Linked DNA regions of Mus musculus: all the other regions are linked to region 1. The links are chromatin loops, found by intact Hi-C in ENCODE. Cell type or tissue: left cerebral cortex. All regions are shown on one strand. Links, peaks and the distances in the headings refer to the core of each region. The heading gives the core; the rest is flanking DNA. Region 1 overlaps D430042O09Rik (RIKEN cDNA D430042O09 gene). Region 2 overlaps Gsg1l (GSG1-like). Region 3 overlaps Gsg1l (GSG1-like).

Region 1 (10,141 bases), core at 3,811-7,810:
TGTGAGGCTATCTGGGACTACATAGTAAAGCCTCTCAAAAAGACGAGGAGGAGAGCTGCGAGAAGAAAGGAACCGGGAGAAGTCAGTGGGTAAAGGTGCTAGCCGTGGAAGCCTGTGACCTGAGTTCATCACCCAGAACCCACATAAAGGTGGAAGGAGAACCGAGTTCTAAGGTTGACTTCTCAGGTCCTGTATGAGCTACAGCGTGTACACACACACACACACACACACACACACACACACACACACAAAGAGAGAAAGAGAGAGAACAAACTACATGTGTGCAATTTGTGCAAGTGTACATAGACCCCTTTCACCTAGCATGTGGGGTAGGAGGATCCCAGCTCCTTCTCTGCTTGAGCAAATAAAAACTGTGAACACAGAGCAGGTTTCTTGGACAGAATTCCCTGCTCCTTTCTCTTTCTGTCATTCACATTTCAGCAACCATAAGTCAGGGAAGGAGAAGGCCCTGTCTGAGGCTATGAATCCGCAGGCCCATAGCTGAGTGATACAGTTGAACAATGGGGCATGTTCTACTTAGCAATTTGACTTTCGCCTGCAGTCTCTCCAGAATGTTGCTTCTATACAACAAGAAGAAATGATGTATTCATTCATTTTAATTATTAAAGCTGTCCCCCCAGAACAGTGGTTCTCAACCTTCCTAATACTTTGGCCCTTAATACCGTTCTTTATGTTGTGGTGACCCTCAACCATAAAATTATCTCACTGCTACTTCATAACTGTAATTTTGCTACTGTTATGAATTGTAATATAAATATCTGTGTTTTCCCGATGGTCATTTGACCCACAGGTTGAGAACCACTGCCTTAGACTAAACTCTACTTGTCAAACCCTATCCCACATTCTAGCCCAGGCCCACGATGCACCTCCTGGTCCACTCCACTGTCTTCTCATTCAGTGTCTCAAACCATTCCATGATCTCCTATGCACACTGTGCTGGCACTGAGCTCCTGAAGCCCAGCCTCTTGCCAGCTGTAAAGGCTTTCTTGCCTGTGCTCTTGCACAGTCTGTGCATGATACTCTCCCCCTGACATCCCGCCGTCCACTTCCCCCTCTGATTTTATTTATTTTTGTTATGGTTGTTTTGAAAAGGGTTTCCCTATGTCCCCCTGGCTGACCTTGCTAGGGACCGTCCTGCTCTGTCTCTGAACAGTGCCATTATAAACGTGCGCTTCCACACCCAGCTCCCTCTTCTGTCTCCTTCAGAGAGCTTCCTGATATCTGAAATGGTCTTATCTCATCCTGCCTTTTTCTATCTCACCTGGAACATAAACTAGTTAAGAACAGGCACTTTGTGTGCTTGTTGATTTCCATGTCTGTGGTGCAAAGAACAGACAAGGTTCAAGAATGCACTGCCAGGAAATGCTTGTGGAAGGGGAGTCTGGGGCATAGTATTACTGGAAACACACTGGTGGTCATTGACCCCCGTCAGCTGCAGCACCAACATGGCTCTGAGCTGCAGATACTCAGCTGTCTGGATGTTCTGCTGCCTGGAGTCACCGTGATCTTCAGAATACCTCACAGGCCAAGGTACACATATACAAGCAGGTGTGGGTGGGGTTACTCCCTGCCTGCCCTCAGCCCCTCAAGGCTCTTTTCTAGTATTCATGGCCAGAGACAAATTCTACTCTTTTCTAGAAAGCCTCCATAGCTAAGCTACTCCTCTCTGCCAGGCTTGTCCTCCCCTCTTAGCCCCTTCTTCATTTAGAGTGATCGGATGCTTGCTGACCCACCCATAAACACAGATGTGTGGCCCATACTCTGTGTATCAAAATGTGTGAGGTGAGGGAAGGCAAGATGGCTCAGTGGGTAAAGTGCTTGCTGCATGGGTCTGATGACCTGAGTTCAATCCCAGGAACCCACACAGGAGAGAACTGACTCCTCAGAGTTGTCCTTTGATCTCTACAGATGCTTCATTCTGACACATACACACTTTTTTTTTTAGGGAGAGAAGAGCACAGGTCAAAGAAAGTAGGTGTTAGAAAGAGCCTGACTGAGGGCCCTACAACAGCAGACCCTGACTTTGTGAGAGCCCCCAATACAAACTGAGGCCAGCCCCTACCTGTGTGTGCTCCCCAGTGGCATCCTCATGCTTGCCAATCACATCTTCTTGTGATTCAAAATCTTCTGAACAGTCCAGAGGAGGTTCAATGTGGAGACGAGAGCCAGCTTCAGTTCTGATCTGCACAGATTTCTGGACATAGAAATTCAGTGTTAAAATAAGAACAGACACCATTCTGCTCAAGGACAGGAAGGAGCCGAGCCTAGCTGGCCACAAAAAGGGGATCAAGGGTGCTGGGCCTGAGCGGGACAGGATTTGGGTGAATTGCTGTTGCTGTTGTTTACAAAGATCAGGTTTCTTTATGCAGTCTAGGCTGTCCTCAAGCTAGTGATCCTCCTGTCTCAGCCTCCTAAGTACCAGGATTACGACTGTGGCCACTGCCCCCATCTCAGCAGTTGTGACTCCACAAGGTCATATTATCTTTGCTTGTTTCTTCCTTATACTTGTAAAGTGTGTAGAAAAAGTCAGACTTTTAATGATTATTTTTCTGCAGAATGTTTGTAAGAGTTAAGCATTTCCCCAAAAGCCATAAGAGCTAACTGACCTCATGTTTGGGAAAGCCTGGCTAACGCACTGTAGATATACTAACACGAAATGGACAGAATCCTTGTAAAGCTTTTTGAACTATACAAGCTGTCCTTGCTGCAGCCTCCCTGCTTTCAAGAATTCTTTGCATCTTTGAGAAAGGAATACCTGTGCTAGGTTTTGGGGGCTAGGGATCACTCCAGAATCTCCCACCTCCACACAGCCCATCACTATGCATCTAGGAAGGACCAAAGGGCCCATATGAACAACAAAAGGAGTGGGTCACATGGAATGATGCCAGTGCCCCAAGCCCAGCTCACCTGGCCTTCTGAGTTAACAAGGAAATGCTCCCCCAATGCCCCCAGATGTTGCAACATCAGATCACATAGAAGGCTTTTAACACTTTTGACTTTTATCCTGAGTACAGAGGTGATGGCAGCTGCAGCCAGTGGAGGGGGGGGGGGGAGGAGAAAAAGCAAGCAGCTAGAGAGTTCCAGAGAGTGGGTGGGGTGGAGATGACTGAGGACAGTGCAGTATGGAAAAGAAACAGCAGACTGTGAGCCAAGGCTGTGGAAGGCACAAAGGCTGGTAGACAAGATGCTACAGGTCTTGGCTTCTAGAAGAAGCTGTCAACCCCAAAGGCTCATGGTCTTGACACAAAGGTTTGAAAGCTACACCACTAGTCATGGTAGCCACTAGAATCCCAGAGCTGGAGCACTTGCTACTGCTTGCTGCCTGCTCCCTGCTACCAGATTGCTTGCAGCTCAGGATCTCACTGGCTGCTGAGTGCTGGACCACTGGCAATTGGTACTCAGAAGAGGGAACCTCTAACCTGTGCACTTAGAGCTGCCTCTGGCTTCTAAGACCTGAAGCTGTTAAGACTCTGTTCTCAGGGCTGAGTCAGTCAGCCCAGCCCCCAAGCCTGCTTGCCTGTCCTGTCCTTTGCCTGCTGGAGAAGCTCCTTAGCTCTCTCTCAGGCCCAAGACTGCCAATACTAGAAACGACTCCCTGCTCACTAGTGATTCCCACCTGAGCAGAACAAAAGGACTCACTCAGCTGGAAGGTGACATGCTGTCACATCGTTCAAGCCACTGTTAGCAAACCAGACCTTACTTGATACATCCAGCACGCAAGGCCTCCATACTAATTCCTACACATTCTAACATGTGTGACTGTTGAACCAATTGGAGCCACTTCCAGGGCCCTATCAGTCCAGCTGAGCCCACAGACACCCTTTCCTCTATCTCTGTGGGCTTGTTTGCCTTCCCACCCTCAATCCCTCTGTGGCTCAAGGATGAGAATGGAACAGGCAGCTGTCTATGAGAGCAAGGAAGGTGTCCTAATAGAGAAACAAGAAGGGCCAGCAGGTCACTGTGTAATGCCTTGGGGCGGTTCTAAAGCCATACACCCTCATTGTCCCACCTTTCCTCTTCACTCCAAAGCCTTGGCTAGCTCCAGCTGTGGTATGGGTTCCCTCTACACATTGCTACTTAGTTCTCCTCTCCAGGCTAAGGAAAGCATGCTATGCTCTTCTCCCTGGGACATTCAACAACATCCTAACACTGAGGCCTGTTGCGCAGAAAGAGAGGATGGGAAAAAAGAATGACCACAGACTTGGGTCAGGCCAAGGAGGAGGTAGCTTGGATCACCAGCCACCCAGCCCCTTTTAGGGCCTTCTGGTCCTTTCTCTAAAGAGAGAAGGGCTTAGACTAGGGCTTTGTATTTCTGAATGCTGCCAGTTGGCCTGTAGTAGTTAGTATTAGCTTTTCCCTCATCTCTTTCTTAAAATCCAGACAAGTCTGGGCAGAGACTGCCAGTCTGTCCTGTTATTAGCCTCCGGAGAAAGCACCTTAGTTCTTGGAATCTCCTGCCTGCCTCTGATCCCAGTGGATCTTTTAGAATTGAGTTCTCCCACCAGAGGAAGATGGAGTATGCTAAGTTAGAGTGGCAGATACCATACCCCCTTTCTTGCCCACCATACTGAGTGATAGTTCTTGGGAGCAGGAGAGATGTGAAATTGGGAAACAGAACAGTGAGGAGTTGGGGTTATCTTGGCATTCTGGGGCACAGGAAAAGACCAGTTGAGAGGCAGGGATTGAGGCCTGTGGTCCCTGGACAATGTGCACTGCTCGAAAGGAAGCTGGCCAGTGACAGTGGGAGGTACACCCTGGCCAGCCTCTGACTTGGCACATCCACAGAAAGAGCTCTACATCCAGCAAGAAGCCAGGATCACAGCCTTCAGCAACTTCCCAGCCTCCTCTTCCTCAGCACAGCTCAGCACAGCAGAGCTTCCCAGTGATGCCCAATATGCAAACACAGCTTTGTTGTCAGCCCTAAGGCCCTTAGTCAGCAGGCCCTCACCAAGCTCTAAGAGCATTGAGTTCCAGATACCAGTGCCCTGCCCCCGAGTCCACTCAGCACCATAGTGAACACTGTAGGTTATGAAGCAACAGTGCTGAAATTAACTCTGTGGTCCAGAAAGCACTCACAACACTGAGTGGGTGCCCAGAGGGTAATAAATAGCTGCCATCTGGCCTGCTCTCCCACCCTAGCCTGGGGAGCCTCCTCTGCCCACAATGTGGGGGCAGCCCCACCCACACCAAGGCTGCCAGATTCTAACCCAGCCCCAGCCACATGCACGCTCCTAGCCTCCCACCTTCCACCTTGCATGGAAGGATGGTGATGATGCTCCGGGCTGGCTCCCCGAATGGCATTCTGCTTCACCAGGAGTGGGTGTTCATGAGCCGCTGCTTTCTACTGCCTACTTGCAAACCCAGACCCTGACAGACCTTTGCAGTACCTACCCTGGAGGAGGATTTAAAAGACTCTCCACACAAACCCCCCAAAGCTGCTCACTTCATGCTCAGCCCACACTCCACCCAGTTCATGCCCGGAGTTATTTGTGTATCTTCGGCACCTCCTCATAGTGTTCTAAGAGGGTGCATTGAAGTGTGCTGTCAAACTCAGAAGAGCAAGTGCAGGGGATGTCCTGTATGCTTGTGCAGGTTGTGTGCTGTATTAATGGCGCCCCCTAGAGGTGGAAGGGCTCTACCAAGCCCCCAAAGACAGGCTGGGTGAGGAGCAGCTCTTCCCAGGTTTGTCAGCTCTTGTCATGATCAGAAGTCAGAAGGTACCAAAAGAAAGGGCCCAGCTTCACAACGTGGAGGTGAGCTGTACTGCAGGTGCTCATATCTGCAGCAACCCAGGATGCAGATGTTGCAGTGAGGGAGAGCCAAGGCCACTTTCATCCCATAGCAAACGTTCTGTGGAGACCTTTCCTGAAAGTCTGGCCCACAGTAAATTGTTGGAAGGCCAATCCCTTCACTGCCGATTTAATGCTGAGAGCCAGTGACGTTCATCAAAGCTGACAGCATTTTGGTAAACGGCGGCTCTGTTGATTAGGCCACTGTCTACCCAAGTATTACAAGGCTGAGGAAGCCATAAATCTTAATCCACTGATGGCGGCAGAGAGATCTAAGGCCCAGAAGCAGCAAGGAAAAGACAAGCAGGGACAGATGCCTAGATATCACCTGCAGGCCACTCCACAGTAAAGGCGGTGGCTTGGGAGCCTGCTGTATTTATCCAGTCAACCTCTAGATCTCCCAACCCCCACTGACTGGGCCATGGCCAGCAAAAGTGATAGTGTAACCTCACTGGCCCTTTATGGTGGGCCCTGCAGTATAAGAGAAACCCTGAAACTAGGGCAGAGCATGTCCCAGTCCTGGTGGGGTGGCTTTTAAGAATTGGCCATTGGCTACTGGGGACATTGCTACTTTAACCTCTGGTTAATCCCTAAGAACAAGGTTATCATGGGTGGTTCTACAGCCTTCTTGCCAAATGAGTTTCAGGCCTGTACTCTTTAGAAAGCCCCTTCTATTGTAGTAGCTAGGCACTAAAGTGTTCCTATTTGCTGGTCTAGACCCAGAAGAAGGAAATTCCATGTACCACTGCCCAGCTGCAGGAAGAGGAGAAACTGTCAGACTGGAACAGTAGACATTAGAAATAAGGAAACCAACCAGGTAGACAAGGCCAGGGCTAAGAATTAAGAGAATTTAAGAATTAGCCACTGGCTTCTGGGGACCCTGCTACCTTAATCACCTGCTTCCTTCTGGCTACCCACAAAGAGGAGCCCAGTCAAAAGGGTGGAAAGAGCTGGGCATGGTGGCTCAAGCCTGTAATTCCAGCATGAGAGAGGTGTATACAGGAGGATCAAGACTTCAAGGTTAGCTGCAACAACATAGGGAGTTCAAGGCCAGCTTGGGCTATATTAGATCCTGTTTCGATTTTCTGTAGAAGGCAAAGGAAGAGCTGAGCAGTGGTGTACTACACCTTTAATCCCAGCCCTCAGGGAGGCAGAGGCAGGTAGATCTCTGAGTCCAAGGCAAGGCCATGCGGTCCAACTCCAGCACCCTAGACAACAGGCTGTAATATCACACACACACACACACACACACACACACACACACACTGTAGTGATTTGAATATGCAGGAGTGGTACTATTAGGAGGTATGACCTTATTGGAGGAAGTGTGCCACTGTGGGGGTGGGCTTTGAGATCCTTCTAGCTGTCTGGAAGCCAGTCTTCTCCTGGGTACCTTCCAATCAAGTTCAATCTAAGAACCTCCAGTGCCATGCCTGCTTGGATGCTGCAATGCTTTACTGCCATGATGATAATGGTCTAAACCTCAGAACCTGTAAGCCTGCCCCAATTAAATCTTGTCCTTTATAAGGGTTGGCCTGGTCATGATGTCTTTTCACAGCAATGGAAACCCTAACTAAGACACACACACACACACACACACACACACACACGCCCTTCCCAGGCTGTTCAAGGTCAGGCAGGATAAGTATCAGGTGACCTCTAGTCACAGCCCACTCAGGTAGCAGACAGCACCACACCAAAGACAACTACTACAGGCCACCTTGAGTAACACAGATGAGCTGGGACACTCAAACAGTTTCTCTTAGAAGTTTCAACCAATTCAGGAGTGCGAAACAGACCTGGAGGGGTGTAGTTGGTTAGTGAAGCCAGCAGAGAGGGCATAGAGTGGGGCTGTGGGAAGCAGCAGAGAAGAGCTATGTGGATTCAGGAACACAGTCTCAGAGCTCCTGCAAGCCCTTGGGTAAAGGAGTTAGTTAGGGTGGTCCTAGCTACACACAGCCACCAAGATCTTTCCAATGGCAGCATCCACATCTTGGTGCTTCTGGGGAGCTCTTTCACTCAGACTACTGTCCAGACCCCTTAGCTGTGAGCCAGGCCCCCAGCGCTTCCTCTCCATCACGTGTGCTGATCATAGGCAATACCTTTCCATCACACTCCACTATACCTTTCCAAGGAGACCACAGATCCCCATTCAGCTCTGCTGCACTACCCCTGGGCACCTCTGCTGCCTGCCACCGTCCCTCTTGCCTGGCCTTCCTTCATAGCAATTGCCATTAACTTGCTGGCTGCTGTTGCCCTGGCTTGGCCTGGCCTGTCTCCCGCTCCCATCCCATAAGTTCCAGGGCAGCAGGGCTGGCCTGCTTCACTTGCAGCTCTCAGACCGCAGTAAGGATCCAAAACTTTGATGTGCTCCATAAATGGCCAGGACTGAACAGAGGGAGTGAGGTCAGACATAAGAATGAAGTGCCAGAAGAGACATCTCAGCAGTCAAGAGAGACTGATATGCAGCCATGAGGACTGAGGTTTGGAATCTAGCACATGGAACAAGAATGGCCTCCAGAGCAAAGGCACAGCAGAGTGTGGTGGGAAGGTGTCAGCACCTTCCAGCTCTGACAGGGCAGAGACAGGAGGATGGCGAGTGCTTGATAGGTTCCAGCCTAGAGAAAATGCAAGCCCGGGTTCATTTAAAGAGAGACTGATTCCATGGAATAGGCAGAGAGTGATAGAGAAGTATGCCTGGTGCCTTCTTCTGGCCTTTGCATACATGCATGTCCCTCACAAATAAAATAAATACATAAGTAGAAAGGAGAGGATGAAGAGCCTGGAAACTCCAGACTGAGAAGCCCTCGACACCTGCCCTCCATTTATTCCAACACTGACCAACACAACCCTTTACCAGCTCTGTGCCAGGCGTGGCAGGAACCTCCACAGACTGAGTGATCCTCAGCAGCTACCTTCTGAGGCAGGTAACCTACTGACCACCTTCTAGATTAGAAAGCAGACAGCGTGAGGGCGTGAGGACGGGTGGTAGAACCAGAGCGCTGCAAGCACTGACCTCATCCTAGCCTCATCATCTGCCATTAGGGCACCTAGCTGAAGAAACACACCACTTAGAGACCACACACCGCACACATGCCTTCCCAACAGCGGCAGGAGGTTGTGATGATTATAAAGGCAAAGCTCAGGGAGGTCCATTACCGGCTCCAAAACACACACCAAAGAAGCAGCCTAAAGCCCATTCTCTTCAATTCCCAGGAGCCTCATTCAAATGCCCTGAAGAGCCAGCTGGGGAGAGAAAGTAAGGTAGGAAAACCAATCCATAAGCCAGATGCCATGTGTCTGCTCTGCCAAGCTGCTGAGACACAGAGGGTGATACGCCATGGACTCCCACTGCAGTTCCTCATGGCTCAGGCTCTGTGTGCACAGGAGGTCCAACATCACATTGTCACCGACAGGGAGAACAGATGTGAGGAGGGGAGGAAAGGGATGGGTCACTGCTATTTCTAAGCACTATCCTCAAGGCCACAGGTTTTTCAACTGCATCCCACACTGGCCCCCAGACAACAGAATAGGATCTGTCTTGGCATCCCTGAGGCTGTGTCCCCACTCTCCCAGCTGTCCTGGGCAGCAGCTCTCCTGGAGGCCGGGGCAGACATGTGGGCAATGTGGGCTGAAGGCCTCCTGCAGCCTGCCCAGCTCACCAGCCCCAGGACCATGCATGCACACTCAGCCTGAGCTTTCTACTCAAACAGCAGTCCCTATTGTTAGGCACTGAGTGACCCCTGACTGCTGCAGTGCAGAAGGGCAATTATAGCAGAGCGGCTTTGGGAGGCAAGGGGAAATTAGCCCTGATTAAGTCTTGTGAAGTGGGGAGCCACAGGAGAAATGGGAGGGATGCTAATTAATCTTAGGCCAAGCCTTTTAAATTGCACAGACTCTGGGGCCAGCCATTAAGTCACAGTCTAAGACACAAATATGGCTCGTGATAATAGGAAGCACTCCAACAAGCAGAAGAGCTGTGTAGAGTGAGGCAGGCAAGAAAGGCCTCATTAACAAGAAATTAACATTCATGGCTGGGGACAGACACAAGCGCCCAGGCTGGTGCCCTGTGGGCCTGCTCTTCAGACCCCAGCTACAGGAGACACAACTGTTTCCAATGAACATAGCAGGAAGATGCTGTCAGTACAGCAACAGGTCCAATCCACACCCCAACCCAGCCTCTTCCCTTAGAGGTCATGTGACCCTGAACAAGTGTCTTTGGCTCTCTGGGCCTCAATTTCTATGGCAGCACCATGAGGACATACATCAACCAATTGAGTGTTGTGAATTGCTAGGTGGCAAGCACATGAAAGCCTTTACTGCAGTCTACT
Region 2 (10,141 bases), core at 3,677-7,676, 230 kb before region 1:
TGGCCAAGATCTGTCCTTACCTCCTGCCACCCCGCTGGCCTGGAAGTGTATCACTGTGTCTGAGCTGGCGTTGACCAGATCTTTGCAAAGTCCGGAGAATGCTTATCTGGGTTTGTCTTAGTTTGTTTTCTGTTGCTGTGATAAACACCATGACCAAAAACAACCCGGGGAAGAAAAAGGCTATTTGATTTGCAGGTCCCACTCCATTATGGAGAGAAGTCAGGGCAGGAAATGAAGGAAGGAGCTGAAGTAGAAGCCATGGAGGCATGCTGCTCATGTCTTGCTCCCCAAGGTTTGCTCAGTTTATTTTCTTATCCAGTGCAGACCACCTACCCGAGAGTTGTACTGCCCACAGCGGACTGGGCCCTCCCACATTAATCATGAATCAAGAAAATGCCTAACAGGACAAGCTGATGGAGGCAACCCCTCAACTCAGGCTCCCTCTCCCCAGGGGGCTCTGGTTTGTATTAAATGGACAAGAATTACCCAGTTCAGGGTCCTTGTCTACTCTTGAAAAGAGGTGGTTTGGTTGTCACCCTGGCTGAGGCTGTTTGTGTTCCTGGCCTGCTGATGGAGCTGAGGTTTTTTTTCCCCCCTCATCCTGTGTATGTTCCTTTCCACAGGCAGCGTCCTGCAATGCACAGGCGCTGGTGAGGTCAGTCTAATCCCTCTTTGTGTCTCTTTACTTGGTGTTGCTTCCAAGACTTGGTCCTTAAATCCAGCATCATGGCACTTTCCCACGAGATTCTCTTCTATGGCTCATTGTCTTAGCTCTTTGATCCACTCAGGCTAATTTGAATAGAGTTGTGCCAGGAGAAGCTGAGCTGTGCTGCTGACTTGGCTCCACCCTTTTGAGCCCGTGCCTTTCGTGTTTTGCTGAGTTTTCTCCCTGGGCCAAGTGCACCAACCCAGCATCCCCATTTTTTTTTACCTGTGCCTCTGCTCTGTGGGTGCAGAGAAGGAAGTGCTGGGGGACCCTGCCTGGCTCCATTCTTCACCTGGCACTATGTTCTCCTGTTTCTTGTGAGAGGCCACAGGACCTCAGCTGTCACCTTGTTTGGACCATAGATGGCGTTGGGTAAGCTCTAACCACAGGCAGCCACCATTCCTGTTGTCAGAGATGCCTCCCAGGACTGCCGGGTTCTGTCCCCACTTCGTTTGACACAGTAAATGTCTGGAGGCACAATCTAAACTCCTACAGGTCACAGTCAGAGTACTGAGACAAGGCACGAGGAAAGAGGACACAGTCAGAGTACTGAGACAAGGCACGAGGAAAGAGGACAAGGCCTAGCCAGAGGTGATGCATTATGGATGCTCAGATCAGAGGATCTGGAGTGTACGTGGGTCACCCGCTAGGGACAGCTGCAACCCCGCTCCAGCCAGCTGTTGCCATCTGCAGAGGCCAGGTGCTGAAGAGAGCTGGACTCTGTGTGTGTGTGTGTGTGGGGGGGGGGTTATTAATTGTTTATTTAGTACAAGTCAGAACCTGTACTGGCAGCCACATTGTATGGAAGCCAAGTTCCTAGGTTTAAAGCTGTCCTTCTCCATTCTTCAACTATTTGCTGGGGTTCAGTTCACTTGCCTGGACTGTGGAGATGGTCATAGTGTCTGTCTGCCCAGACTGTAGGGAATTTTAACTGTGACAATTTAAAAAAAGGCTCCAATTAACCAAAGGAAGTGATTTGGGTTTGTTCATTGCTGTCTTTTCAGCACCGAGAACACCGTCAGCCACACAGATGGACATGGCTATGAGTTTACCCAGAACTGCTTCATCATCCACTCACCCATCCACCCACCCTCCACCCATGCATGCATCCCAGTCACCCATCCACCTACCCTTTACCCATGTATGTATCCCACTCACCCATCCACCCACCCTCCACTCATGTATCCATCCCAGTCACACATCCACACACCCTCCACCCATGAATGCATCCCAGTCACACATCCACTCTCCTTTCACCCACTCACCCATCCACCTACCCTCCACCCATGTATGCATCCCACTCACCCATCCACCCACCCTTTATCCATCTATCTATCTACCCACTCATGATATCCACCACCGATTCATGCATATATGCATCCATGCATCCATCCATTTAACAGTCCATCTACTCACTCATCCACTCACCCTCTGTCCATCTATCAAAGCATCCATCCATGTATGCGTGAACATGAACATCCATCCATCCATCCATCCATCTATCCATCCATCCATCCATCTATCCATCCATCCATCCATCCATCCATCCATCCATCCATCCATCCAAACATCCATCTATGTATCCATGCATGCATGCATCCACCCACCCACTCATCTATTCACTCATCCAGCCCTTGTTCAGCTACTACGCCATCAGTCACTCGGGCTGTATGGATTGATCTGATCCTGAAGCCCTGTTAGTTTTGCTGATTTGCTGGCAGCATCTGTGCCTTTTTTTTTTCCATCATGAAAAGCATTGAAAGGTTGCCCAGGCCTGTTTATCTAGATGCCTGTTGCAAACATTCCTTTGTGACTGTCCTGTGATGTTTCTCCTCTTCCTTGTCTTTTTGAGTAATGGCAGGGTCCTCTGTGTTAAGACTTCCAGTAGGTAGTATGTGTATATATTGGGGGTGAGGCACATGTGTGTTGGGAGAGGGTGGTGGTCCACTCTAGCAGTCCCTCCACAGCCTCGGGGGCTCTCTTCATTTTCCCTTGCATTAGAGGTAACAGGTTAGCCCTGGCCACAGGGTTCATCTGCATGTGGAGTGCTGACTTCTCATTTGAGCACACTGGTGTCCTGTGCACCAGGCCCAACCTCCTCTTCTATAATGGCCTTGCCTTTTCTGATCTCTGGAGTTTTCTCTATCAAGCCCCTGACTATGGAAAGAGAACAAACTGAATGTGGCCAGCTCAGCCTGGGCATGGTTCATCCTATTGACTATAACTCAGTAATATGGCTGTGCTCAGCTATATGGAACATTGGGAAATGTAGTTTTATTGTGGGCCCAGGAGGGACAGGAAACATGATATGTGGAAATGCTTGTCATATTCCACACTCTTTTCCCTGCCTCCTGGGCCAGAGAAGCGTGGGGGAGGGCTGCAGGAGAGAGGCTACTCTGGCCTTCTCTTCCCCTAGATGTATGGCAGGCTGTGAAACCTGTAGCTTGTGAGTGTGAACGTCCAGACCCCTGCAACCCACAGTTGCTGCTCCAATGCCCCGGAGCTGGCTTTCTGTATTCCCTACACTTCTGAGGCTGGGAGCGCGGGGTGGGGGCAGTGTGGGGATGAAGGGAGGTGTGGACAGATATCCCTGTGTTGGTTAGAGATTTCTGGAGGAGACATGAAACTAAAAGAGAGCAGACATATCTCCAGAAGCAGTTTCTCCAAGGAGCGGAGCATGGCGCGGAGGGTTTCAGGATACAGAGGATAAGAGAGGGGGAAGTTTGAGGAAGGAAGCGTCCATCTGCGGGTCAGTTCCCCGGTAGTGGTAGTCAGACTGCCTTCTGGAGCTTCTCCGTCCGCCAGGGTTCATGTCATTAACCTCTCATCCTGCCTGCTGGACACTTGTCCACTCAGAACCACTGGGAGAGCTGCCACCCTCTCGATGGCTTGTCACTTTGAAATTGGAGCTGAGAATCAGAATTCGAAGCTTATCCGCTTTCAGGTGCTCTGTTCCTTTCAGATCCCGAGGTCACTGCAGATTCACAGAACACTTATTGATCTATTGGAGGGCCACCACACCCAGGTGTGTGTGTGTGTGTGTGTGTGTGTGTGTGTGTGTGTGTGTGTTCATGCAGGGGTTGGTTTTGCTTGGCCGGGATTCACTCCGTCCTGTCAGTTCAGAATGCTCTTTCTCTGCCAGGGAAGCCAGAGGCGGTGCAGAACCTGGGGAGACCCCTGACTCTGTGCCTTTGGCCGGAGCGGGGTTTTGTTTCCCATTGGTTAATATGGTCCTGAGTGTGACGAAAGGGCACAGTGTGCTCCCCTTAGAAGGCTCCTCACAGCAGGGGGAGGTCTGCTTGACTAGATGCTAATGGCAGACAGTCGCCTGGGTCCACCCTGCCAGGCTGTGGCATTGTGGGATGTTTCTACCAGGACACTAGATGCTTATTAAAGGATGTTTTCCTCAAGGAAGACCTTTGTGGAGCCTGGAATTCTGATCCTTGGGAAGTCAAGAGTCACGACATTCACAAGATGGTTTTCTTCAATACTAGGGAGTCTGAAAGAGGAGGACCGCTCGATTGTCTTCATGCTGTCATTGGACAGGGGCTGCTGAGGTTCTTGGAGAAGGACACTCATTGGCTGAAGGTCTTAGATTCCACAACCCATGTGCAGTTACCAGGGTGACGTCTGGCTGTACTTGGGATGGGATCAAGTTGCCAGGCAAGTGTTCACTGGGGTGTGTCCTCTGCCGAGCATCCTGTGGGCTGATAGGCAAGGTAGGGAAAGGCCTTCTAGATGGAGGATCAGCAGATGTGAATTCCAGGAGCACTTGTGGGTTGTTCTGTCTACAGCAGCTACCAGCTCCAGACAAAGGGATTTGAGAATAGAGGGGAGATAGGTGGGAAGTGTCAGTAGGGCTGGGGTGCAACAAACACCAAAAGTCACTCCAAGAGGGGCTAGAGAGATGGCTCAAAAGTTAAGAGCATTTGCTGCTCTTGCACAAAAGACCAGAGTTTAGTTCCCAGCTTCCCAGCACCCACACTGGGAACTCACAGTCCCCTGTTATTTCTGTTCCAGGGGATCCAAACCCCCTTCTGCCTTCTGTGGGAACCTGCACACATGTGCACATACATACACGTAGACACTCACACATCAATAAAAATAAATCCTTTTTATACACGTCACTCACAGAGCTTGGGCTCCCTGGAAGCCATGCAGAGGGCAGTATATGGCAGTCTGAAGGCTGATTTACCGGTGTCCAGGCAGAAGGCGGCGTCTATGGGAGCAGCATCCCAGAAGGCAACTGATCAGGGGCAGAGAGCTGGGGTTCTGTGTGTATGGAGGAATCCAGTGTCAAGTGATAGCTTAAGATCTGGACTCAGTTCCACAATCATAGGAAGAAAGACCAGTTAGGCCAGACACCTCTCACCACCGGAAATAGACTCAGGAGAGTCCCATAACTGTCAGCTCCAAATCTCTCCCTTTCCTATCATTGTGTAGCTAGACGGGGAAGGAGTAAGAGGAGACAGAGGTCCGGCCTTTTCCAGCAGCCTCTCTGGGGCAAATGGGGGATATTTGCTGCTGGGGCCATTGCTGGAGTAGACAAACTTTGTCTGCATGCTACCCAAACACGATACTTGAGAGGCAAGATTTGGTGAGAAGAAAAATCAGGTTTATTTTAGGATTGATACAGAGACAACAGGGAGGGTTACTCTCCTCCCAGCACCATCTGGAGGAACCCTTGTATAAAGTCCTCTTACAGGGCAGGAAAAGAAAGCTGAGAGTGGGTGGGAGTCTTCAAGTGCCTCTATATCCACTCCCCCACCATGGACAAAATATACTGACCGGCCTTCACCTCCTGGGGCTAGCGCCTCTAAATCTTTAAAAATTCCATTCTGCCCATCATCACCTTAGGCATCCATATAACCTGAAAGTCACTGGATGCTCCGGGATTTGTAAACCTAAGGAAAGATTATTTAGCATGATCATTTAGACTGTAGAAGGCCAGCAAAGAAGAGGGGGCAGGCACAGGAGACTCACACAGTGGCCACTGTTTCCAGGATGGGGCTCCTCACACTCTCTGAGCACCCTCAGCTTCTGGTCCCCCTTGGTGTCCTCTCTCCAGAGTTCTGCTGTCATTTGTCTAGAACACCCCCTTATCATACCCTACTTCCTTCTGCCCACAAATCCCACAGAGCCCTGTTCTATGAATCTTCCTGTTACCTGTCTTGCTCTCTTCATAGGACCTTGGCCTCTTTGAAGGTCCTGCCAGCTTCATTCAGTGCCAAATCCTAGCATGGTATTGGACATCACTGGGGCCTTGGCATTGGTCTAAGCCCATGCTCTAGAGCCTTTGCTGAGCCTCTGCTGAGCTTCTGCTGAGAATCTGCTGCTGAGCATGCTCCATCTCATCAGCCGCGCATCCTTTCAGCAAGCCCACGGCACAGCTGTTTCTTCAGCTCCTTCTTTGCAGAGGAGAACTGGGGCCTGGAGAGGCTGACCACATTGCTTATGCTCATACATCTATGAAGGAATAGAGTCAGTAGTCAAGCCCAGAGCTCTTTGAGGGAGGGGGTTTTATTTTCCTCTGGGTTCCCTCAACTTTCCAGTCTCTTCCACACACTCTTGTTCTTGAAAATAATATTCTTCTCTCATGTATTACATCTCAACTACAGTGTCTCTTCTTCCATCCTCTTCACTTTCTTTCCCCTACCTCCCCTCAGACAAGAGCAAGCCTCCCAGGGACATCAACCAAACATGGCATAACAAGCTACAGGAAGACCAGGCACATACCATCACATTAAGGCTGGATGAGGCAACCGGTAGAAGGAGAAGTTCCCCACAAGCAGGCAAGAAGTCAGAGACAGTCTCTGCTCTCACTGTTAGGAGTCCCACAAGAACACCTAACTACTTAGCCATAACATATGCAGAGGACCTAGGTCAGACCCCTATAGACTTCCTAGCCTCTTCAAGTTCACTTACATCCTGGTCAATTGATTCTGTGGGCCATGTTCTTGTGGTATCCCTGACTCCTCTGTTCCTCTGATCTTTCCTCTCCTTCCTCTTCCTCCTCCAAAGGACTCCCCCAGCTCTGATTAATGTTTGCCCGTGGACTCTGTATCTGCTCCCATATGTTGCAGGATGACGTCTCTGGTCTCTCTGATGATGGTGTGGTAGGCTCTGGTCCCAGAACACTCCACAGGCAGGGCAATCTGTAGGTCGAAGATTTTGTGGCTGGGTTGGTGTTCCAGTCTCTTCACTTGAAGCCTTGCCTGGTTGAAGATGGCTGGTTCCGACTCCATCATCCCCAGCACTAGGAGTCTTTGCTAGGGCTGCTGTTATGGATTCCATGGAGTTTCCATTACCCTAGGTTTCTACCTCACTCCCCAAATGCCCTCCAATTCCAGATGTTTCTCCCAGTATTTTCTCCCCCAACAGCTGATCCCTCCTGTTCAACCCTACCCATCTCCAGTCTACCCTCAAAATCTATTCTACTCCCCTTCCCAGGGAGATCCTTGTATTCCCCCCCTTAACTTCTCCTTGTTATTTAGCCTCCCTGAGTCTGTGGATTGTAGCACGATTATCTTTTAATTTATAGCTATTATTCACTTATAGGTTAGTACATCTCAAGTTTGTCTTTCTGAGTCTGGGTTACCTCACACAGGATGATTTTTCTTAGTTCCAGCCATTTGCCTGCAGATTTTATGATTTCATATTTCCTTATCCATTCTTCTGTTGTGGGACATCTAGGTTGTTTCCAGTTTCTGGCTATTATGAATACAGCTGCTATGAACATAGTTGAGAAGTGTCCTTGTGGTAGGATGGAGCATCCTTTGAGTATATGGTCAGGAGGTGTAGTTGGGTCTTGAGGTAGATCAAGTCCCAATTTTCTGAGAAACCACCACATTTATTTCCATAGTAGCTGTACAAGTTTGCATTCCCACCAGCGATGGAGGAGTGCTCCCTCACTCCACATCCTTGCCAGCATGTGCTATCACTTGAGTTTTTGATCTTAGCCATTCTGACAGGTGTAAGATGGAATCTCAAAGTAGTTTTGATTTGCCTTTCCCTGGTGGCTAAGGAGGTTGAACTTTTCTTTAAACGTTTCTTGGCCTCTGTTGAGAATTCTCTGTTTAGATCTATACCCCATTTTTAAATTGGGTTATTTGGTCCAGTTTCTTGAGTTCTTTTAAGATTTTGGCTATTAGTCCTCCATCAAATGTGGAGTTGGTGAAAATCTTTTCCCATTCTGTGGGCTGCCATTTTGTCCTATTGATGGTACCTTTGCCTTACAAAAGCTTTTCATTTTCACGATGTCCCATTTATTTGTTGTTGATCTTAGTGCCTGCATGATTGGTGTTCTGTTCAGGAAGGTGTCTTTTGTACCAATGCATTCAAGGCTATTCCTCATTCTCTCTTCTATCGGATTCAGTGTATCTGGTTCTCTGTTGAGGTCTTTGATCCACATGGACTTGAGATTTGTGCAGGGTGATAGATATGGATCTGTTTACATTTTTCTACAACCAACATCCAGTTATACCAGCACCATTTGTTGAAGATTCTTTCTCCCCCCCCCCCTGTATATTTGTGGCTTCTTTATAAAAAAAAATTCAGGTGTCCATAGGTGTGTGGGTTTATTTCTGGGTCTTTGATTTGATTCCATTGATCAATGTGTGTGTTTCTATGGCAGTACCAAGTGGTTTTTGTTACTAATGTTCTGTAGTACAGCTTGAAATCAAAGATGATGATACCTCCAGAAGTCCTTTTATTGTTAAGGATTGTTTAACTTCCTGGGCTTTTTGGTTTTCCATATGATGTTGAATATTTTTCTTCCAAGGTCTGTTAAGAATTGTGTTAAAATTTTGAAAGGGATTGTATTACATCTGTATATTACTTTTGGTAGGATGGCTATTTTTACTATGTTAATCCTACTGATCCATGGGCATGGAAGACCTTTCTATTGTCTTATACCTTCAATTTCCTTCTTTAAAGACTTGAAGTTTTTATCATACAGATCTTTCACTTGCTTGTCTAGAGCCACCCCAAGATATTTTATATTATTTGTGGCTGTTGTGAAGGGCGTTGTTTCCCTGATTTCTTTTTCAACCCATTTGTCATTTGTATATAGGAGGGCTACTGATTTTTTTCAATTAATCTTGTATCAAGCCGCATCAGCTGTAAGCATTCCCTGGTAGAATTTTTGGGGTCACTTATATATAGTACCATATCATCTATAAATATGTTGACTTCTTCCTTTCCAATTTAGATCCCCTTGATCTCTTTTAGTTGTCTTATTTTTCTAGCTAGAACTTCAGGTACTATATTGAATAGATATGGAAAGAGCAGACAGCTTTGTCTTGTTTCTGATTTTAGTGGAATTACTTTGAGTTTTTCTCCATTTAATTTGATGTTGGCTTGCTGTATATTGCCTTTATTGTGTTTAGGTATAGACCTTGTATCCATGATCTCTTCAAGACTTTTATCAAGAAGGGGCGTTGGATTTTGTCAAAGGCTCCATCTGATGAGATGATCATAGGCTTTTTCCTTTCAGTTTGTTTACATGGTGGATTACATTGACAGGTTTTTGCATGTTGAACCACCCTGCATCTCTGGGAGGAAGCCTACTTGTTAATGGTGGATGATCTTTTGGATTTGTTCTTGGATTCAGTTTGTAAATATTTTGTTGAGTATTTTTGCATCGATGTTCATGAGGGAAACTGGTCTATAATTCTCTTTGTTGAATCTTTGTGTGGTTTGGGTATCAGGGTGACTGTAGCATCATAATGAATTTGGCAATGTTCCTTCTGTTTCTGTTTTATGAAATAATTTGAGGAGTATTGGCATTGGCCCCTCTTTGAAAGTCTGGTAGCATTCTTCACTCATCCCTCACTTTTAAGCCCCCCCCCACCCTTAGTTTGGTGATGGTTGAGAGGAGTGGCCCTCAGAATACAAACGTGGCTACAGCCTGTGGGTGTGGTGCTGTCTCCCTGCGGATGACACGTGCCTGGAAGGATCACTTGTCCCCTCTGGAGTTCTCAGCCTTCCCTTAGGACTGAAGTTGACAAACTCTTTGAGATAGAGATTAAGAGTTAATTTGGTTCAGCTTGGCACCAGTGGCCCATGTGATTCAAAACACAGGCTTTAGCCTCCAGCACAGCTGGGTCTCAGGCAGGGCTGGCCCTTGGCCAGCACTGGGCTCCAGGCCTATCCCTGGACCCTTCAGACTGGGAGACTAGGGTGGCAATGACACCTCAGGTCATTTTGTTCTGGTTCCTGATAAGACTGTCAAATGTCTTTCCAGATGAAGGTTCCAGTTGTAGGTCCTCTGACCTTCACATTGTATCACAAGCGCTGACCTGTTGGTTACTTATTTGAACACCAGTTGTGTACCTTCCTGCTGTGACTTCTCTAACCTGGCCTTCATGGGCATGTTTTTATTGAGGTCAAAACTCTGAGGAGAAGAGCAAGCTGATGCTACTGCTCTAATCAATG
Region 3 (10,141 bases), core at 1,994-5,993, 130 kb before region 1:
GGAAGAAGACTGGGCCAGAGAGTTCTTTAGAGGCTGACCATGTATGCCAGCCACATGGAGTGGGGGATGGGTCCCTGCATGATTATTCCAGACCTTTCTCTGACTTGGTCTTTCCTCTGCCTCATCCCTTCCACCACAGGTGCTCCAAGACTGCCCTATTCTGGGGTTTTGCATCTGTAGTACCCCCTGGGATACACATCAGTTCACCCTCTTCCTGGCCACTTTTCTGCATGTATGCCTTGCATACTTAATGCTGGAGTTAGTGTCACCTGGTCTCCAGGGTTGTGCCAGAAACCGAGTGGGAACTCATGAGGTACTTTCCTGGCGACCAAGGATTACTTTCCTGGTAATCTTTGATGCTTGGATACTGCCTCCCTTTTGCCTGGCGGTTCACTCCGGTCTCCTTATCTGCAGACAGTGTCCTGGCAGAGAGGAGGCCATTCATTCCCAGCATGCTCAAGAGCTTGTCCCAGCTCAGCATCAGTAGCCAGGACCGGAGATGGGCAACCCTCAGAACCTAAAGCTGTGGTGAATAGCCTGAAGCCCCCAGTGCCTCATTAACACCACAACTGCGTGTTATACTTTCATGTGATCCAACTAGGGAAATTGCACCCTGCGCTGCGAAGGGAGCAGCTCAGATCGTGCATACCCCACCCTGGCAAGCGGCTTCTCATCAAGCCCCAGTTCCTGAAGCCCTGGACTGCTCAGGCTCGTGATGAGTGCTTCCCGGCATACGTGCAGAATATCACTTTGCACATTCATAACTTAACATTATGCAGAGGTTCATCAAATTTGATTTCCCTTCCCTCCGAGGAGAATGTTTCAGCCCTGCTGCTCTGTTCTATTTTCTTCCTCTCCCCCCCACCCCGCCCCCCTTGCTCTTTGCCTACAAGCAGCTCTGAGCATGTGGCTTTGTTGCATGGCTTTTGCAGGGCAGCTGAGAGACACTCAGGAGAGCCGCTGGGAAACAGAGTGCTGTGGTCTGACCTGGCTCTTCACTGCTGTGTGACTTGGCTCTAGGCAGCAAACAACTCTGGGCCTGTGTCTTCTGCACATAAAGAGAATCCAGGTCCCTTGGCATCTGGAAATGCTGACATTTTGTTCCCCTGTGGTGTAATGGGCTCAAGGCCCCGCATGAGAAGGCAGAGGGGAGAGGGAGAGGGAGAGGGAGAGGGAGAGGGAGAGGGAGAGGGAGAGGGAGAGGGAGAGGGAGAGGGAGAGGGAGAGGGAGAGGGAGAGGGAGAGGGAGAGGGAGAGGGAGATAAGCTTGGAAACCACCTGCTTAGGTTAGAGGCAGGATAGTGCTTCAGATGGGTTGTTAATCTTGTAACAGCTCAGCCTGACCCACACCCCCTAAGCACCCCAAGTGTGACTGACTTATTAATGCCCACAGAATCTCTAGGAGGTATGGAAAAAGTGTTGTCCCTACTTTACATATGCCAAGTTGAGTCCCAGAGGGGTGCTGTGATTTGTCCAAGGCCACACAGCTGGCTAGTACCATCCCAGGCCACATAGTTACCATGGCATTTAATCTTGGTCCTTGATGACTATTGTGTGGCAAGGACAGAGTAGCCTTGGCAGAGGAGTCTCCGGGTAGAGGAGCCTGGGTGGAGGAGCCTCAATGTGAGAGGCAGGCAGGGCCAGCACACGCAGGCTGGGAAGTGTGAGCACCTGGCTCATCACAGCACAGTGTTGGTTCCCACTTCCCCATTGTCACCATCAAGAAAGGAGTCTGCATCCCACCCTCTATATCCCCGTGGGGTCTGGAAACTGCTGCTCTGGGAAGCTGTTGGGCAGATCGGCCTGGGCTGTCTCTTCCCTACCTCATTCCCACTCTTACCCAGGTCCTTTTGGAATTTTCTCAACAAGAGTCCTTCAAAGGTGTGAGGGGCTGTTAGGTGGGTTCTGAGTGGCTAGGGGCTTTGAAACATTGTGTGTGTGTACATGTAAACACATGTATGTGCACACGTGTTAACACATAGCATTCTCATGGGAAAGGGCAGGTCATACCACCAGGCTGGCTGACCCAGCCCCTGAAAACTGGCAACTGGGAGTGGTATGTCCTAAATCTATGAAGCCTCTAGAATTCTAAAGGCTTCTTGCCCACTGTCTTGCTGCCAGCTGTCCCCAAGGAGAGAGTCGTAACTGGCCTCCTGGGGAGTGGGTGGGAGCTGTTGAAGGTAGGCACATATTTGCAAATCAGGGGTTCTTTTAAATACTCAAATGCTCAGATCTGGTTTAACAGCATGTGAGAGGAAATAAGACCTGTTGGGTCAGACCCTGGAGAGAACTCCACCACACTGACCAAGCAGCCTGCCTCCCTGTGGGTGCGGCAGCCTCTGAGGAACCAGGAGCCCAGAGCTGTTGAGAGGACACTCCCACTCGGGTGGCCTCCTGCCACCTGCTTCCCTCCTGCTTCTTGGCTCTTCTGATGACTCATAGCACATGCTCATTCCTTGACTCAGCTCGAGGCATGCAGCTCACTCTGCTCGCCCTGTGTGTCAGCCTTTCCCGAAGGGAGCTCACTCTTGCTCTGCAGCCCGACCCAGCCCCTGGATCCACAAGGGCTCTGCAACACCAACATTGTTAATTAGCAGCAGGTCAGCCGGGGTTTCCCATGGCAGCCGTGTCTTCTAGCTCTCTGCCTGCCCTGAGCCCTGAGTCAGTGGAATCAGACTTTGAGTTGAGTCTGCGAGCTACGCTTGGTGGCAGAAATTGTGGGAGTGAGAATGGCAAGTTCAAAGCCTGCCTGGCCTACAGAGTAAGTTCAAGGGCAACTTAATGAGACTCTGACTTTAAAAAAAAAAAAGTAATAAATAAATTTAAATTTTAGAAAAGAGGGTGCTGGATGTGATAGCAGATGCTTTAGCCCCAGCACGTGGGATGCAGAGGCAGATGCAGTTCTGCAAGTTTGAGGCCAGCCTGGTCTTCATAGTGAGACCCTATCTCAAAAATGAATGAATGAATGAATGAATGGCATAGGTTTAATCATTAGTACTGCAAATATCTATACACATACACATATACATGCACATATACAGCATATATGTGTGAATACATATATGAGAAAACAAGTAGAATAACCTTAGGGGCACGAGTACCCTCACCAAGTTGCTTCACCTCTGGGGAGTCCTGTTGTCTGGCTGGGGAGTGAGTGTGTCCTACCTCCCAGCATGGTCACAAGGTGACTGGAGACTTAGTAGGAGCATCCTCTCTTGCTCCCCGCTAGACTTCTGAGATCTCCCTCTGCACAGGGAGAATAATACTACCCCCTTAGGAAGAGGGGCATCCTTCAAGCCAGTGTTTCCTATCCCTGTAATCATCCTAGCAGAAGAGTAGGGACTCTGGGTCTCTCCTTTGATCTATCTGACTTCTAAAACAGTGGGCCCCAAGGAATTGGAATTTTCTGGGAATCCCATACTGAAGTCTGCTGCTTCCAGGGAGTGGCCTGTCTCCTAGGGAGAGATTTCACAGGGTACTTGTACTGGCTAGTTTTGTGTCAACTTGACACAGGCTGGAGTTATCACAGAGAAAGGAGCTTCAGTTGAGGAAATGCCTCCATGAGATCCAGCTGTAAGGCATTTTCTCAATTAGTGATCAAGGGGGAAAGACCCCTTGTGGGTGGGACCATCTCTGGGCTGGTAGTCTCAGCTCTATAAGAGAGCAGGCTGAGCAAGCCAGGGGAAACAAGCCAGTAAGGAACATCCCTCCATGGCCTCTGCATCAGCTCCTGCTTCCTGACCTGCTTGAGTTCCAGTCCTGACTTCCTTGGTGATGAACAGCAATGTGGAAGTGTAAACTGAATAAACCCTTTCCTCCCCAACTTGCTTCTTGGCCATGATGTTTGTGCAGGAATAGAAACCCCGACTAAGACAGTACTGAAGGCTTATCAGACACCTTGTAGACCAGACCAGACCAGACCAGACCAGACCAGACCAGAGCCCACACAGTGATGGACAGACAGACAACACCTTGATATGGACACATCTTACCCTCTATTTAAACCAAACCTCCTTCCAGGGCTTCAAAGATGGTTGTTTGGGGTTTGGGATCATCATTTTTCTGTTAGATCCTCTTCTCAATGTGGCCACATTGAGTGAGTCTCTTTTCTCTGTGTCACATGGAGTAGAAACCATTGCAAAAGTCCCTCCCTGAAGCCAGCTCTCAGAAACGGCATTTCCCAGACGGTCACAAAGCAAGCTGCCTTGCATGTCAGGGGCCTACATGGGACATTGTCATTCCTGCATGGTGAAGGGTACCTCTGCCTGCTCAGTGGCCAAACATCTCAGCAGTCCCAAAGGGTGTTCTGAGTTCACCCCAGCACCACAATCCCTTCTTCTGCCTGCTACCGGGCTGCGTGGAAGGCCTCTCTCCCATCCTCACTTCCCACTCATGACACTACCCACGCCAATCTGTCTCTCAGGCCCTCCACAACCCACTAAGGCACTCTCAACATCGAGTGCAACACACTCTAACATGACTGCCCAGTCCTGGCTTTTGAGATCTGTTGCCCTGGTTCTGTAGCTCCCACTTCAGGCAACCCCAGTCAACTATTCCCCTGTTGCTCTTCCTGGTGTTTTCCCAGGGGCGATTTCTGCCCTTTCCACTTGCAGGGTATCTGGAGGACTCTTTGAAACACAGCAGTGCAGTAACTGAGGCAGAACTGACCACCCACAGAGATCACTCAGAGTGTGGACATGGTCTTCTTTATTTCCTACCCTCCTCTCCTTGGTATTGCTGAGTGCCATGCTTCCTTAGGCCAGGGAGCCCTCCTCTTCTTCCCTCAGTGACCACATGGCTTGGGACACCCACATCTCAGAATCCCACTCTTTGATGCAGCTACACTTCCTATTTCAGCATCTAAACGTGACTGCCCATCAGCATGGCTAAACTTACTCACATGCTTGCCCCCCAAACGGAGCCTACTTGCTTCTCTGCCCCAATTGCATGTTTCTTTCATAGGTGTTCAAACTGGTGAAAACAGGGTCCCTGGTCCCATAGCTCTTCTTACCCCAAGACCAGTGAATTCTCATCAACACAACTAGACCTCTGCCTTAGTCCCTGTTTTATTTCTGTGAAGAGACAGCATGACTAAGGCAACTCTTACAAGAAAGTTTTTAATTGGGGGTTGGCTTACAGTTTCAGAGGCTTAGCCTGTTCTCATCACGGCAGGGAGCATGGTGCTGGAGCAGGATTCAAGAGCTACATCCTGATACATAGGCAGCACACAAAGGCACTGGGCATGGCCTGGGCTCTTTGAAACCACCAATCCCACCCCCAGTGACACACTTCCTCCAGCAGGGCCATGCCCCCTAATCCTTCTGATCCTTCTCAAATAGTTCCACTTTCTGATGACTAAAGCACCACAGACTCCCTTACCCATGTGCCACCTCTGCAGCTTCAGGGACCCATGAAACATGGGAAGTTACAGAAGTCAGAGAATCATTGGTCCATTTTTGACTCCCAGTAGCTGTTGCTCAGCAATGCTCTGATGTGACCAGGATAATGGCCCCTCCTCTCCATCCAGAGTGCTGATGGGACTTCCTTGGTCCTCAGGGCATCATGGGAACATCCCAGCCTTGCCCTGTGTTCTGCCTCATTCTTTGCCTGCCCTGGTGTCTCTGATCTATTTGCACTCTGGGCATCCAAGCATGAGCACATGATCATACCAAGGCATCATGGCTTGTGGACAGCTGGCTGTGCTCCTTCCCCATGGGAGCAGTCCTCAGGATGGTGGAAGGGTCTCCTCCCCATGAATCAGGAGGTCTCATGCTGTCCATGGAGCCTTGCAATAGGAGGAAGCCTGTGGACACCTTGAAGGAGGCATGGAAGATTGGCATTTGGAGGGGACTAATGCTGGAGACTTCATATATTTCCACCCTTGCCATTCACAAGATGTCTGCATGCCTCTCTGCAGAAATGGAGACAAAATAAAGCACTCTTCAAGACCAGGCCAGAACTGAATGTGGTGGGGGAACTGCTCTTTCCTGATATATTCCAAATGACTCATCATGCAAAAGAAAGGGAAAAATTTCGAAAATAAGATATCTTTAAGACCCATCATGTTCTCCTTCTCTTGGAGCTGCCCTTTTGGTGGGATGCCGTGGAATCTTCATTTACCATCTGCAGGTCATTTATTTCTTGTATTCCTTTTAATTCTATCCTTCACTCCTTTCTAAATTGACCATTTAAAACCAATGTGTTTTCAGTCCTCTGGGGCTGTCTTCTGGATCTGTAACTTCTGAGTCTCAGATCTAGCTTTGAGGAGGCTTTGATGGGACTTCTCGGGGCTCCTTGCAGGGCACTGCTCCAGGCTGGGGTCCTTGAAATTGTTATTCCAGGGAGGAGTGTGTCCCCCAGGATTTAGAGATTGGTGCCCAGAAGATCCCAACACCTTTGAATTGCACCAATTGATCCTGCGGATCCACACCAGCATTGGAAGGCATGACAGAGAGTGGGGTGGGGGTGGGGGTTGTCCATAGGGTAGGAAATGGTGGAGGGAGTGTGAGAAGAACATCTGGAAGCAACATCTGGAAGAAATGGCTACTTCCTGAACTCCTCAGCTTCTTCCTACCAACTAGCTGGGCAGAGAAACAGTTGTGGGAAGGTCTTGAGCCATGCCTCAAAGCCAGGAGAGCCAGGCTTAGCAGTTGTTCTGAGATTCAACTGGGATTTGCAACCTACAGTATGGACCTCCATGGAGCCCATGAGAAAGCATAATCTAGCGGATTCTCAGAGTCTACGTAATTGTGGCTTTGGGTGATATCTGTGCCCATTAAGTTTGGGAAACATTGGGCTGTGAAGCAGAACAGATAGCCATCCTCAGGATCCCAGGAGGCAATGTGGCCAGCAAGGGTCAGCAGTTGGGCAGGGACTACCTAAAGTGTTCAGAATTGAAATGTATTCTTGGTGGATTTGTCCTTTGATGAGTATGAAGTGTACTTCCCTATCTCTTTTGATTAGTTTTGGCTGAAAGTCTATTTTATTAGATATTAGGATACCTACTCCAGCTTGTTCCATGGGTCCATTTGCTTGGAAAACTTTTTTTTAGCCTTTTACTCAGAGTGGAGTGTCTATCTTCGTTGCTGAGTTGTGTTTCTTGTATGCAGCAGGCTGATGGATCCTGTTTATGCATCTACTCTGTTAGCCTATGTCTTTTCATTGGAGGAATGGAGAGATATTACCACTGATTGTTAGTTCTTATTATTCTGATGGTGGTATTTGTGTGTGTGTGTGTGTGTGTGTGTGTGTGTGTGTGTGTGTGTGTGTGTGTAAGAGAGAGGGGGCTCTCTTCTTTTGGTTTGTTGGCATGAAGTTATTCATTTCTGTTTGCAAACATCTTCAGAACAGAAATGGCGGCCAGTGCAGGCTCTCTAGCTGATGCTGGTGGCAGTTCAAGCCTACGTGGGATGCATGTGCAGGGGTGCATACTGAAAATGGAGAGGAAGAGATCCTTTCTCACAGAAGCATGGAGTCAGATAGTGCCGGCAGTGGCTGGAAACAACTGGCCTGGGGTCAGGGAAGGGAGGCTGGCTTTGAGGATGGTTCTGATGGGATATTGTGCAATGAGGCCATGCAGGGAATGAGGCAAAGCTGATGATGGGTCCTTGCCCACCTTGTCCATCTTGGCTCCATTTGGCTGCAGCCCATCTAACCACATGAGAAGATTCGACCTGCAGAGGTCTACTGTGCCCTCGTTTCTTCTCCCTCTCTGAGAGCCAGGTGTTAGTGTTCAGGGCCCCTCTGCACTGCCACCCTCCCCTGTTGCTCTTTTGCTTTCTGGACACTGCTCTTGGCTTTGACCATGACTGCCCTTGGACCTGGGAGAGCAACTCAGTGGCTTCGGTGATGTGACCATCAGTGAGTCAGTCCACTGACAGCTCAAAGTCTTTCCTCTGCGTCCTTCAAAACATGAATGTTGGCGCAGGCAAGGCAGAGGAGGCCTCTCATCCCAGCATGCAAGAGACTTGGAACAGGAGGATCTCAAGTTCAGTGCCAGGCTGTATAATGGGACCTTGTCTCAGAAGTCATCAAGAAAGCTAACTGGGATGATGGAAGAAGGGCACACGTGCTAATGCAGCAAAGGAGCACCTCTCTATAACTGGAGCTTTGTGGTGACACTGGGTGTGTTGCCGATGACGAGAAGACTCTCGGCTATGGGAATAAAGAGGGCAAATGGCAATGGAAGTTGTGGATGGATGAGTTTGCCTGGTGCTACCCACATACAGCGTTAAGCAGCAGGTAATAGATGCCCACCCACTGGATGGAGGAATTGAGACAGGGGACATGGAAGACATGTACAGATCTAAGCAGCCAGCACAAGGTAGAGCCACAACTCAGGAGAACCTGAGGCCTGGGAAGGTACACGTGCCACATCCAATGTCCCTGTTCCCGCCTGCCACCCATCAGAGTGTGGGTTCTGCCAAGCCCCTTTCAGTCCTTTTAGACACTTTCTGGGTCTCTTCACACAAAGCAGAATTACTTCCCAAGAAATTTCTGCTCAAATCACCTTGTGACATTTGCAGCTGTTTTCAAGCAAGAGCTTGATGTCCCTGGGGAATGTCGTGGCCAGGAGCAGCCAGGTTGCAGGCTACTGTGTGAGGACCAGCAGAGACTTGGAACATGAGATGACATCTGACCCAACAAACCAGACCAAAGCCTAGCCCTGCCGGGAATCGCACTGCCCTACCCCCCACTGCCTTTGCTTTTCTCTTCTCTCCTCTTAACTTTTGTTGAGACAGGGTCTTGCTTTCAAATTCATGATGCCCCTGTCTCAGCCTCCTCCGCTCCCAGCTTCTGTGTAGAGTCAGTTCTGGTAGATTCTCCAGTGCAGGTCCACATCTGCTGGCCCTGCGGAGCTGTGGCAGAGCTTGTACCTTAAAGAGAAGGGCTGAGCTTAAAGTGGCTCTGGGTGGCAGCCGACCACCCTTCTACTACAGCCTTCTGGGGGCTGAGTGTCTGCTTCCAGCAGGAAAACACAGGATCCAAGTGACATCTGAAGATCTGGGACACTGGGGTGGGATGAACTGTGGACCTCAGTTCAACAGTGACCAGGCAGTGAGACTCTGTAGCTCCCAGCTCCCCTTTACCTCATCTTCCCTATGTGTTTGGTGGGTGCAGTGGTTGTCGTTGCTGTATTAGTAATAGCAGCCACCACATCGTGGCCTCTGCTGTTAGTAATGACAGCCACCAGAGCACCTCTAATAGTTGTTTCAAGAACTAAATAAAGCCCAGGAGCTGATACAATATGAGGAAGGAAGACCCACATGGGGTTTAAAACTCCATTTATTATATGTAAGTACACTGTAGCTGTCTTCAGACACTCCAGAAGAGGGAGTCAGATCTCATTACATATGGTTGTGAACCACCGTGTGGTTGCTGGGGTTTGAACTCAGGACCTTCGGAAGAGCAGTCAGTGCTCTTAGCCGTGGAGCCATCTCTCCAGCCCTGTTTAAAACTCCTAATGGGTAACTTCTAGCAATAGCCAAGTTGAGACCCACTGGGTTGGCACAAGCAACCTTCTGACAGGAATTAATTTTATTTATATATGTGTGTAGCGCATCCCCCTTTGTCCCTGTTTCCCTCTTTCCTTCCCTCTCTATCTTCTTCCTCTTCTTTTCCCCTTCCCGTGCACGTGTGTGTGTGTGTGTGTGTGTGTGTGTGTGTGTGTGTGTGTGTGTGTGTGTGTGCAAGCCCTGGCCATGTGTATGGTTACTGATTGCTTTGCAGCCCAATTGTCCCTTGAATACCTGTTTCTTTTCCATAGATGGGAAAAGTGGTGCCCATATCTCAGGGTGTGGGCAACAGGTAGAAGGCTACTTTGAAAGTTGTCATGGTGCTTCTCCAGCCCTGGGTATGCTCTGCTCTGCCTGCCTTCTCATTCCAGTCTTGGGGTTTTCTTTTGTTTCTTTCCAGGATTGAGAAGGGGGACGTGAGTGAAGAGGAAGACTTCCGCCTTGCCTGCCGCCACGAGAGATACCCGACCCGTAAGTGCCACGTGGTGGACAGGGAGCTGTAGCAGCAGTCTCCTCCCGACACACACCACACATGGGAAGCCTGGCAGCTCCGGGCCTGGCCTGACATCCCCAGTGGCCTTTGAGATCAGCCCTGGGTGGGATCCACCGAGGCAGGGAGAAAAACA

The links. Peaks named below come from ENCODE experiments on the same cell type or tissue, not always from the same donor. Only the 100,000 strongest peaks of a DNase experiment are listed, where the experiment ranks them.
Region 2: a loop joins it to region 1, with 8 times the contacts of the local background. A loop is called at or near these places in 3 of 42 quality-filtered maps.
Region 3: a loop joins it to region 1, with 12 times the contacts of the local background. A loop is called at or near these places in 2 of 42 quality-filtered maps.

The regions. Positions count from the first base shown.
Region 1 is chr7:125,762,646-125,772,786 of GRCm38, reverse strand. D430042O09Rik (RIKEN cDNA D430042O09 gene) reads right to left here. Exons shown (of 28, transcript NM_001081022.2): 6 at 2,084-2,215. Among named protein-coding and RNA genes, the nearest start is that of D430042O09Rik, 60 kb to the right of the region's middle. RefSeq lists an enhancer at 7,434-8,740. In left cerebral cortex, for the core only: a CTCF peak has its summit at 5,646 (motif pointing left); DNase peaks (open chromatin) are centred at 5,341 and 5,527; H3K27ac peaks cover 2,242 bases.
Region 2 is chr7:125,996,064-126,006,204 of GRCm38, reverse strand. All of the region lies in intron 2 of Gsg1l (GSG1-like), which reads left to right. Among named protein-coding and RNA genes, the nearest start is that of Gm51456, 48 kb to the right of the region's middle. In left cerebral cortex, for the core only: no CTCF peak of the experiment used is centred there; DNase peaks (open chromatin) are centred at 5,440 and 6,073; H3K27ac peaks cover 2,198 bases.
Region 3 is chr7:125,891,505-125,901,645 of GRCm38, reverse strand. It overlaps Gsg1l (GSG1-like), which reads left to right. Exons shown (of 7, transcript NM_001101488.1): 6 at 9,916-9,986. Among named protein-coding and RNA genes, the nearest start is that of Gm51456, 56 kb to the left of the region's middle. In left cerebral cortex, for the core only: no CTCF peak of the experiment used is centred there; DNase peaks (open chromatin) are centred at 2,392, 4,384 and 5,964; H3K27ac peaks cover 897 bases.